2 separate regions of the Homo sapiens genome follow, and region 1 is linked to region 2. Evidence: chromatin contacts called from ENCODE Hi-C or POLR2A ChIA-PET data. All regions are on one chromosome and are shown on one strand. The core of a region is the stretch at or near the end of the contact, and the rest is flanking DNA. Distances in the headings are between cores, read along the strand shown. Region 1 has its middle 120 kb from the start of FOXB1. Region 2 has its middle 79 kb from the start of GCNT3.

Region 1 (6,012 bases), core at 2,143-4,642, 590 kb after region 2:
GAACAGGAGAAATGATATCGCAAAAAGAAAAAGTCAGATGATTGAAGAATTATTCAGTTCTATGGGACAACTGACTTGTATCCTCAATAAATAAATGTCATGGAAATGGAGAGGAAAGAAAGAGATGAATTCTTGCATGGATAATCCACAAGAATTGGAATTATGAAATTCTATCATCTTCTGGAAGACGAATTTCTTCCTAGAACAGTGCCCAGAGCAAGAACGAGGCCATATTGAACACTCAATACATATCTGGGCTCTCAGTACGTATCTGTTAAAAGTAAGAATGGATAAGTAAGTGAATTAAATGTATTGATGAGACAAAGAGGCTCAGAGTGCTATGTGCTGTGCTCAGTGGGGACAGCAGGTTGGTGGCAGAGCTTGGACTGATGCTTGATCTATCAATCCCTAACCTGGTGCTTGTTCCGTAGTTCCCTGTTTATTTTTGCTTTTTCATATATAATTTAGTTCCAGATTTTAAAAAACCTTAAGAGACATAACAACCAGATGTAATGGGTGGTTCCTAGTTGGATCCTGGTTTGAATAAGCCCAGCTGAGAAACTGAACAGGAACTGGCTATAAGATAACATTAACACATCTCTGAGAATGCTGTCAGGTGAGACGTGGGTATTGTGGTTACACAGGAAGCAGTCAGTTATTGTTTTCTGGAAACGTATACTAAAATTTTTAGAGGGAAAAGTCATGATATTGGCAATTTTCTTTAAAACATTGCAACATAAAGAACTTGGTGAACCATTTCCAGTAACATGTTAGTAACTATCAAATCTAGGAAATGGAGACACGAGCACTGATTAGGTTTCTCTTTGTTCTATGTGAAATGTTCATAATGAGATGGGTGGGTAGGCAGGTAGATGGATAGATAGACACCCAGCTACCCAGCCAGAAAAATTCTGGAATTCTTTCATGTCTCAATGAAATTATCAATTTTGCCTTAGTAGGATGGGAATGATATTAAAAATTTTTTCTCAAACAGCTATTTTCTAAGAATGTTAACTTTAACATTGACTTAATTCTTATTAAGAGAAACAACTTTATTCTTCAACATCTTCAAGTCACATGCATTTACACAGCACGTGTTGTATTGAATAAAGAGCTTAGAAACGACCAAAGTGCCCCAAAACATTTGGAATGTGTTTCTCAAACAGTGTGCAGGAAATGCTATTCCTCACAATGTTTCATTAAGATAAACTAGGGGGAGAGGGTGCCAAGGCCGATTGAGTTTAGTAAATCCCCTGCTAGAGCAGTCTGTAGCTCTGTGCTGATGAAAAATCTCAGAAGACAGAAATGGGGAAGTGTGGATGCTGGGGAGGGAGATGAAGAGAGGTTGGTTGGTAATCCCAGAACTACGGGAGGCCGAGCTGTGTGGATCATTTGAGGTCAGGAGTTTGAGACCAGCCTGACCAACATAGTGAAACCCTGTCTCTCCTAAAAAATACAAAAATTAGCCAGGCGTGGTGGCGTGTGCCTGTAGTCCCAACTACTCAGGGAGCTGAGGTAGGAGAATCGCTTGAACACGGGAGGTGGAGGATGCAGTGAACTGAGATCACGGCACTGCCCGCCAGCCTGGGTGACAGAGTGAGACTCTGTCTCAAAAAAAAAAGAGAGACAGAGAGAGGTTGGTTATAGGTACAAAATAGTTAGAAGAAATAAGCTTTAATGTTTGATAGCAGACTAGGGTGACTACACTTAGCAAGAATATTAGGTACATTTCAAAGTAACTAGATGAGAGAACTTGAAATGATACCAACACAAAAATAATGATAAACACTGAGGGTGATGGATAACCCAGATATCCTGGCTTGATCATTACACATTCTATGCATGTAACAAACACATGTACCCCACACACATGTAAAATATTATGTATCAATAAAAGAGAAAACAACACATTCTAAACAATCTAGGAGAAGCTGACAGCCCTCAGTTACAGCATTTTGCACCGCATTTGAGTAGTAATTCTAAGAAGGTGCCACAGAGAGGGCTAGCAGCATGGCTTCTGGTTAACGCTGCACTGACCCAGAAGAATCCAGCTATTGGACTACTTGAGAGATGGAGAGAGACAGCTCTTCTTGCCTTCCTGCCTAGTTTACCCTGTGCACACCTCCAAATTTGCTCACAGAAGGGGAAGCATCTGCTGTGTGGTTGCAGCCATCGCACCCAACCTGCTTAGTGCAGGGTACTCCCTAAATTGTAAGATGTGATCACACATTTGAACATGAGAAAGCATTAAGGGGTTATTGGTTTACAGTTGCATGTGCTTAAGGAACTAAGTTGTACATGAAAAACACAAAAACGAAAGCAGGGAGTAGATTGTAGAATGAGCCCTGTGTGTGAAATTGGCAGACCTGTCAGTCCCAGGTTTGCCTCCAGCTGGCTACCCATTATTAACACAGGACCTAGCCTTCTAGGGCTGTGTGACCTCATCTATTGAATGTCTGTCTGTCTGTCTGTCTGTCTATCTATCTATCTATCTATCTATCTATCTATCCACCTACCTACCTATCAATCTATCTATCTATCTGTCTATCTATCTATCTATCTATCTATCTATCTATCCATCTGTCCGTCTGTCGGTCCATCCATCCATCCATCCGTCCATCCATCCGTCCGTCTATCCATCCATCCATCCATCCATCCATCCATCCATCCAGCCATCCTCTCATTCCATGAATAGTTTTTTTTGAGTGCCCAGTATGTGCCAAGTACTACACTAGGCAGTAGGCAGGCATGTCTGCCTCCAGAAGATGACAGATTTCCTAAAGCAGTGTACATTACTTCTGGATTATCTTTGTCAGGCTCCACTTCCCCTTTACCTTTTTTTTTTTTTTTTTTTGCACAAGTAATTGTGAGTAACTATAGGCACTTTTGAGAAGGGTGGCTTTCAGCTAAACCTAAAAGAAACTTCTGGGTAAATATAAATGATCAGCATAAAAACAACATAGTCGTTCTCTTGGGATTTTAAAACTGACATGGTGACAAATTGTTGATGGAGGATGGACAGCTTCCAGGGCAGAGAAAGTGAACTGGTGGCCCTGGCCAGGCCAGCCCAGCCCACAGCTGTGCTCAGTTAGGCTTGCCTGGTGTACCCACACAGCTGTTTTTCTCCTAACAGAGATTTGTTTCTCTAGACCACCGACTTTATCAAAAGTGGGAAAATCAGAATAGGATTAAGAACAAGAGATCTTTTCCAAAAAATTGTATTGACCATGCAGTGGGCTCTACCCTTTTTTGTTTTCTGTGTTTGTGTGTGTGTGTGTGTGTGTGTGTGTGTGTGTGTGTGTGTGCGCGCGCGCGCGCGCACGTTTGTTTTTGTATACCCCATCTGACCACAACAGCTGTTGGGTTTGTGGCACTTCACTCCAGACTAAAAGATAAGTTTGTCTGTACCTGGCCTCTCAAAAACGTCATTTGGAAAGTTGTTTCCTAATATGAGGGGTTGGGGGAAGGGAGCAGCGGAAGACGAGGAGAGGGTGCCCCCTTTCTGTAACTTCCCAGCTACAGCAGAGACAGACAAATCTCACACTGTAAGCCGAGACAGGCTGGGGATTATCTGGCTCACTCCTGATTTAATACATGAAGAAATGAAGCCTCAGAGAAGCCCAGAGCTTGCCCTAAGCCAGACAGCTGAACCGAAACAGGACCAACCCGCTCTCCTGACTCTGCCCTATGGTTTTTTCCCTCTCCTTTAAGATGCCTCAACCTCGAGTGAAAGTGAAACTGCAACTTCTATTAAATCATGCTTTTTAATCATCTCTGAGCACCACGACTTTTTACACGGTTTCCCCTCCTAGGTAATTATCTAAGTGAAATCTTTCATTCTGTCCTGGCATGAGGAGCCCAGAAAAATGAGCCCCCAAGAGTTGGCTCACTGGCAGCATGCCCTGCAAAGCTTCTCTGGTTTGCTAAGAAGCACTTCAGAGCCCCAAACTCATCTTTCTCATGTCACAAAAGAGTGACTGCTCCTGCAGGAATGTCACAAGTACAAAACAAAGGAACTCGGGATCATCAGTAGAGTTCAGTGTTAAGAACATGAACTTGGAACCAAACTGGAGTTGGGAAAAACTTTTCTTTGGCCCGGTTTCCTCTTCTTAACACCAAATAAACGATAGTACCTATTTCATACTGTTGTTGTTAAGTGAGATAATAAATAAGAAAATGCCCAAGGTAAGTGCCAAAAAGATGTCAGTTACTATAGTTATAAATAGGTAAACAAATGTATTATTCACTTGGACTGCTCTTAGTTCTTTTTGTTTTGGAAAGACCAGAGAATCATAATTCCCTTTCACAAGTTGTTTAGATATTGAAGTCCTAACAGAAATTTTGGATAAAGATTATTAAGAAAGCAGAAAATTTCCCAACACAAATCTTTTTTCTTTTCTTTTTTAAAATCTTACAGACAGCTTCAAGTAAAGTTCAATCCTAGTTAGTCACCTCTGAGGGGCTGTTACTCTGCTCTCCCTGTAGCATGTCATACTGGATGTGCTTATCAATGTTGCATTCTTTTTCTGCTTTCATCAGCCAACGTGGGGCACTGTGTGAAAAATGTAGCAATCACCTCTGTCCCCAACAGGTATACTAATTGTATCATTTCCATAACAAACTCATCCTTCACCCGCGTGAGTCCTTGGAATTTGTGGATAGTCCCTTCCATAGCCAGCTCTCCTCTCTGAGGGGTCTTTGTCTGGAAGGTTAAAGCCTAATGGTCCCAGAATATTGAGGGGGTGCCCAGGATAGGGGAGGACCGGATGACTTTGGAAGCATTTCGTGGTAGAACCAGGAAGTACAACCACCTAATTTAAGCATGTTTACAGCACAGTAGCATTGCAAACCACCTTAGAAATATGAACAGGAGAAACACCTGCAGCTCACAGAGGTAAGCCCTACGCTTAATTCCAGCATATGACTACCTCTGTCACTAAGAGTTGGGATTCGTCTTCATTAAACTACAAATGTATCTTTTTTGGTAAAATGATTTTTTTCTTGCCTTCCTCCAAAATACTGCACTTCTACCACCTACAGTTGAAGTCATTTTTCTGCCTGAGGGCATTGCTAGTTTTCTGGTTCTAAAAACCAAAGAGAAAGGAAGGGAAGCCTGAATGTCACTTTTCTGCACAAATTTGCAAAACTGCCGCCCAACCCCAGCCATCCCCAAGCCTCCACATGAGCAGCTACTTGCATGGCATTGCAACAAGGACCTATTGTGAAGCCCTGAGGTGAACAAACTGCTGAAAAGGGTTGTGAATTGCGGATTATTAGCATAAGTAACTTCTCAAATGAGTTTTCAGGAGGAGTCTTGGTTTCTTAGAAGGCTTAAGGCTTACTCTAAAAAGTAAATCATCACTGAAAGTTAAAAGAAGCAACAATCGTAAAAGACTAATTACCAACAATGTGAGGTCAATAAGATCACAAGTTAATTTTTAATTAATTAATCTATTTTTTGAGATGGAGTTTTGCTTTTGTCACCCAGACTGGAATGCAATGGTGCAATCTTGGCTTACTGCAACTTCCACCTCCTGGGTTCAAGTGATTCTCCTGCCTCAGCCTCCCAAGTAGCTGGGATTACAGGTGAGTGCCACCACGCCCAGCTAATTTTTGTATTTTTAGTAGAGACGAAGTTTCACCATGTTGGCCAGGCTGGTCTTGAACTCCTGACCTCATGATCTGCCCACCTCAGCCTCCCAAAGTGCTGAGATTACAGGGGTGAGCCACCAGGCCGGGCCACGAATTAATTTTTTAATCCATATCTCTATACAGCTATACCATAAAATGCTTATGGCTGTTAATATTTTCTGCATAGTGACATAATGGCTAATTTTCATTTAACTTTTATCAATCTGTATTTACTACTTTTGTCTGTAACAAATATATATTTCTTGTTGAAAAACTCAACTAAATAAAAATAAACAGATGGAAGCCTACTGAGGATCATAAAGTATGGGGCAGGCTGTGCGACTCTGGGCAGAATGCCTTGTTTTCATTGCTGCCTGCCGA
Region 2 (5,772 bases), core at 1,455-3,954:
CTCCTGAGTAGCTGGGATTACAGGCATGTGCCAGTACGCCCAGATAATTTTTGTATTTTTAGTAGAGACAGGGTTTCACTATGTTGGCTAGGATGATCTTGATCTCCTGATCTTGTGATTTGCCAGCCTCGGCCTCCCAAAGTGCTGGGATTACAGGCGTAAGCCACCACGCCTGGCCATCTTATTATTATTATTTTGAGACTGAGTCTCTCTCTGTCACCTAGGCTGGAGTGCAGTGGCGCGACCTCGGCTCTCTGCAACCTCCGCCTCCCGGGTTCAAGCGATTCTCCTGCCTCAGCCTCCTGAGTAGCTGGGATTACAGGTGAGTGCCACCATGCCCGGCTAATTTTTGTATTTTTAGTAGAGACAGGGTTTCACCATGTTGGTCAGGTTGGTCTCAAACTCCTGACCTCGTGATCCCCCCACCTCGGCCTCCCAAAGTGCTGGGATTACAGGCGTGAGCCACCACACCTGGCCATCTTATTAAATATTTTTTATAAAAATAAGCCTATTTATGATTCAGGCATTCAATGTCCATCTAGTTGCCAATGTGTTGTCCTTTCAGCCACGTGGCTAATAGGGGCTTCCTGCTCTTATAATCTCTGGATGACTCATTATCTCCTGGTTGGCTTCTCAGTTTCCATAATGTGGGTGACCAATTCCCTTTATTAAATTATCTGTGTTTGGAATACCTAGGGAGGATTCTGTTTTCTTGAATGGACCCTAACTGACGTAATGCTTAAGGAGAGTAATTTGCTTCTGTAGCTATCACACTGTTTCTCCATAGCACCTATCTGCTTTTCCTTTGGTGCTGTGTGGCTCTCGTGTTCTAATAAACCAATACCCTCTAGGGCTAGCTAAGGCTTTTTGAGTACCCGACATTGTGCTAGGTGCTCATCCCTGTGTCCGCGAACAAGTCCTGGACAGAGCAGACCCTTGTCCTTGCCACAGGCACCTGCTGGTCCATCACTTCCTCTGGCCTCACCCAGGAACCCTCTGGCCTAGAGTTTACCTGTCTAGCAGCTGCTGTGCTGCTGCCCAAACCATGTTGGGCGGGACCAAATGCCGGGTGTCTTTAGTAAGTCTTCACCTTCCCTCTTCCTCCTACAAGGTTCTCAGCTACCTCCAGCCTACCTGGGCATTTTTACCAGTTTGTCCACTGCAGAGTTTCACCTCAAGAGGAAGAAAAGGGAGAACACGTTTGTCAACGTTCCTTTCTCCTCCCCACACTCCACTTGTGTGAAAAAGAGAACCGGCTTTCTATTTCTGCTTCCTCTCTAGGGTGGCCTTCTCGCTGTCATTTCTTCCTTTCTAGGGGGATGAGGGAGCCTTAAGTCCCTTAATGGTAGCAGGAGTATTCCTTCTGCATCATGGAAGTGAGTTTGTCATCTGACTTAGGCTTAGAGTTAGTGACTCTGACACAGTTCTAGGAGCCAAAGGAACTTAGAAAATTCTTTCATGACAAAGCCTGGCTTTTAAGACTATCGTCTTTCTGTGCTTTCCAGGTATCTATTCTGAATTTCAAAACTGAATATGGACTGCGTCCTCTTTGAGTTCCTGTTGTAACAGTCCTAGTTCCCTCTTGGGCAAATGGATGCCTCTGCAGAAGACGGGGCAAGTCAGGGGGAGGACAAGGAAATGCAAGGGACACCAGCAAATTAGTAAATTTCAAAACTATTGTTTCCATTAACTACACATGGGTGTCTTCTCCCTAAACTGTGATCTACTTGAAGGCAGGATTACATTTTCCCCAATATTTAAAAAAATATCTATGAGAAGTCAGGTGCTAATCGTGAAAGCACTTGCAGGTTAACTAAGGTCTCAGGTGTCCTTATGTTGTCTCATATTATGACAGCTCTTTATAGTGCGTCCCACACCCATTAGATCACTTAACGATAGTTCCAGATGGGTTAAAGTCTCTGATTAATGAGAAATAGAGGCCGGGTGTGGTGGCTTATGCCTGTAATCCCAGCACTTTGGAAGGGCAGATCAGTTGAGTTCAGGAGTTCACGACCACCCTGGCCAACATGGTGAAACCCCGTCTCTACTAAAAATACAAAAATTAGCTGGGTGTGGCAGAGGGCGCTGGTAATCCCAGCTACTTGGCAGGCTGAGGCAGGAAAATTGTTTGAACCTGGGAGGTGGAGGTTGCCGTGAGCCAGGATCGTGCCACTGCACTCCAGCCTGGGTGACAGAGTGAGACCCTATTTCAAAAAAAAGGAGAAATAGAATAAATTGATAAATCGATTAATGCGCTGTTATTAACTGATCTTTGTAAAACGTCTATGTTTGGGGGTAAAACACTAAAAAAAAGGCAGGGGGACAGGGTGTAGTGGCTCACGCCTGTAATCCCAGCACTTTGGGAGGGTGAGGTGGGAGGAGGATTGCTTGAGGGAGGAGACCAGCCTGGGAAACATAGTGAGACCCTGTCTCTAAAAAAAGAAAGAAAGAAAAAAATCTCTGAGAAAGAAAAAGAAACAAAAGAAAGGTAAAAATATGGGGGACCACTGAATTAATCATTTATTGAGAATGTCTCCACGCAAAGTGCTCTCATGCACATTTTTTCTTCCACATGTCGTTTCTGGGCAACGTGAAAGATAAATTTTGTTACAGACCTCTTTTAAACAGGTGTTTTGAAAGCTAGAGGGTCTAGATATGCCTGACTTCATAAAATTCAGGAAGCAGAAATCATTTCAGTTTCACCTCATTTCAGCTTTTTCTAAAACTAATGCAGAACTGTAGTCTATCCCTAGGTGGCGCATTAAGCTAAATTTTTGAGAACCTGCTGCCCCGCACCGACCCCTGCCAACCTCCCATGTCTTAAATAATGATGACCTGATACATGTACGGGACTTTGTAATTGATAAACCACTTTACCTCCCTTATAATAACCCTGTGTTACCATTACTATTCTCATCCTCCGATGAAGAAACTGAAGTTATGAATTTTAATTGAATATGTGAATAAGCGTAAATATTTTGCTTAATATTTATGTGTCAGACACTTTCCTACCCACTGGGTAGGAAATTACTATTTCTTAGCAGCCATCTTAGACCTTAGGGAAACAAAAAGAAATTAAAGAAAAAAGAGAAATTACAGCTTCCATTTTACAAATAGAAAAATGAAATATCAAGAAAGTTTGGTCAAGGTCACATAGCCAGTGAAGCAAGGCTGAATACCCAGCTCCTTTGGCTCCAGGTCTGGTGAGTTTCCTAGCACAGCCTTACTCTAGTCCTAAAATTTCTGGGAAGGAAGTCCTGTGTCAAACCTTTGCTTTCTTTGCATACTCTCTTAGGTCTGCATTTCATTGACCTTTAGAGCTGCAAAGAAGAAAGACAGACAGTAAGAAGGGAATGGGAGTTAACATTATTGCATTCGTGTGTAAAGTCATTCATTTCAGGTCGGGCCCAATGGCTCACATCTGTAATCCCAGAACTTTAGGAGGCAGATGCGGGCGGATCACTTGAGGTCAGGAATTCAAGATAGGCCTGGCCAACATGGTGAAGCCCCATCTCTACTAAAAATACAAAAATTAGCTGGACACGGTGATGTGCACCTGTAATCCCAGCTACTCAGAAGGCTAAGGCAGAAGAATCACTTGAATCCAGGAGGCAGAGGTTGCAGTGAGCTGAGATTGGGCCACTGCACTCCAGCCTGGGCGACAGAGCAAGACTCTGTCTCAAAACAAAAAAACAAACAAAAAAAAGTCTTTCATTTCAACCTGAAAATCCCTCCTCTCTTTCATCATCCCTCCTGCCATGTTTCTAAGGTGTCTCTGTGACACCTTTTTCTAGTAGATCCCCACTGCCCATTGTAATTTTAGGTAGCTTGGCCCTTTGGATCAAGCCTCCTCATTATTTTCAGATTTTCCTCATTGAAAATGCTTGGTTGTGGTAAGCAGTTTCCCTCTTTACAATGTGAGTTCCCCGACTCTGGGCCCTTAATCCCTCTCAGAATATAAACTGTATTCTAATATCTAGAAAGAAACCAATAGTTAATAGGAAATTAATATGTATTGTTGAATAAATATTATTACTGAAAATGTATTAAAACATAGAGGTAGGTGGTATTGTTTCTATTTGAGGATGTTCTCTCTTTCTTTCTTTCTTTTCTGTCTTTTTTTTTTGAGACAGAATTTCATTCTTGTTGCCCAGGCTGAAGTGAATGGCATGATCTTGGTTCACTGCAACCTCTACCTCCTGGATTCAAGCGATTCTCCTGCCTCAGCCTCCCTAGTAGCTCGGATTACAGGCATGCGCCACCATGCCTGGCTAGTTTTGTATTTTTAGTAGAGATGGGGGTTTCACCATGTTGGTCAGGCTGGTCTCGAACTCCTGACCTCAGGTGATCTGCCTGCCTTGGCTTCCCAAAACGCTGGGATTACAGGCATAAACTACAGCAACTGGCTGACGGTGTTGTTTCTACTTGAAACATCAGTGAATCCGCAAATGGTATGAAACTATATGGAATGCTAGTTTTCATACGCGTCCATGTGAAGAGACCACCAAACAGGCTTTGTGTGAGCAACATGGCTGTTTATTTCACCTGGGTGCAGGCGGGCTGAGTCCGAAAAGAGAGTCAGCGAAGGGAGATAGGGGTGGGGCCATTTTATAGGATTTGGGAAGGTAATGGAAAATTACAGTCAAAGGGAGTTGTTCTCTGGCGGGCAGGGGTGGATCTCACAAAGTACATTCTCAAGGGTGGGGAGAATTACAAAGAACCTTCTTAAGGGTGGGGGAGACTACAAAGTACCTTCTTAAGGGTGGGGGAGATTACAAAGTACATTGATCAGTTAGGGTGGGGCAGGAACAAATCACAACGGTGGAATGTCATCAGTTAAGGCTGTTTTTACTTCTTTTGTGGATCTTCAGTTACTTTAGGCCATCTGGATGTATACGTGCAAGTCACAAGGGATGCGATGGCTTGGCTTGGGCTCAGAGGCCTGACACTAGTTATTATAAAATGTACTTTCAGCAGTCTTCTGGGACTTGACTACCTTGTGGATTGTACTAGAAATGTCAGGTATGGTGACTGCTCTGCCCACCACTCTAAATGAAACTGTCCCCCCACAGTCTCTGTTGCCCAGGTGTCCTATGTCCCTCGTCACAGCTGAATGGACCAAGGCAGATGTGCTATCAAGGACAGCCAATCACAAGTGAGCAGTAATCTCTGATATGCTTTGGTGCAAAAAGCTGAGTTGAGTCAACAGTTATTTAAATTTGTGTGCAGTCACTTCCGTTTGCTGGGGAATGGCGTGGTGAGGGAAGATTGATATAAGTTACCTCATATCTGGGTTACATGGATATATATCCTACAGTTGCTTAAAATACATTTCAGGATTCTTTGGTTTGCAGCATGTGTTTTGGAAAGGACAGGGAGAGGAAATTTAAGAGGTGGAGTGAAATCCAGGGACCCTTCACCTGCCACAAAAAGTGACGGGGCTTTCTGGTGTCAAGCAGGTGACAGGCTGTGCAGGGCTTTGCCCCTGAGGGTTCGACAGACAAAAGCAAGGCAGCTGTCACATAGGGGAAGGAACACAAGGCAAAGGGTTTGAGTCTTCACTCTGCCGATTATGAGATGTCTGCCATTGGACAAAAATGTGTGTGTGTGTGTGTGTGTGTGTGTGTGTGTGTGTTAATTTGTGGAGATGGGGTCTCACTATGTTGTCTAGGCTGGTGTCAAACTCCTGGCCTCAGTCAAGTGATCTTCCTGCTTCAGGCTCCCAAAGCATTGGTATTACAGGTGTGAGCCACTGCACCTGGCCAAAAATAT

The links. Hi-C counts contacts between places; a loop is a spot of excess contacts on that map. ChIA-PET counts read pairs that join two places held with the same protein, here RNA polymerase II (POLR2A). Pooled maps may share reads with other maps.
Region 1: a map of OCI-LY7 shows a loop between it and region 2 (5-fold over the local background). The contact joins two enhancer-like sites. A Hi-C loop is called at or near these places in 1 of 168 maps with a recorded cell type or tissue (OCI-LY7), 1 of 37 single-sample maps with no recorded cell type and 7 of 50 pooled maps. POLR2A ChIA-PET finds 5 or more read pairs at or near these places in 1 of 52 experiments (AG04450).

The regions. Positions count from the first base shown.
Region 1 is chr15:60,124,244-60,130,255 of GRCh38, forward strand. No RefSeq gene overlaps it. Among named protein-coding and RNA genes, the nearest start is that of FOXB1, 120 kb to the left of the region's middle. RefSeq lists enhancers at 3,636-3,825, 4,389-4,890. Within about 2 kb of position 3,393, at least 30 of the 41 ENCODE cell types and tissues checked have a DNase peak (open chromatin) inside an H3K27ac peak, as active enhancers do.
Region 2 is chr15:59,530,212-59,535,983 of GRCh38, forward strand. No RefSeq gene overlaps it. Among named protein-coding and RNA genes, the nearest start is that of GCNT3, 79 kb to the right of the region's middle. RefSeq lists an enhancer at 4,276-5,475. Within about 2 kb of position 2,705, at least 3 of the 41 ENCODE cell types and tissues checked have a DNase peak (open chromatin) inside an H3K27ac peak, as active enhancers do.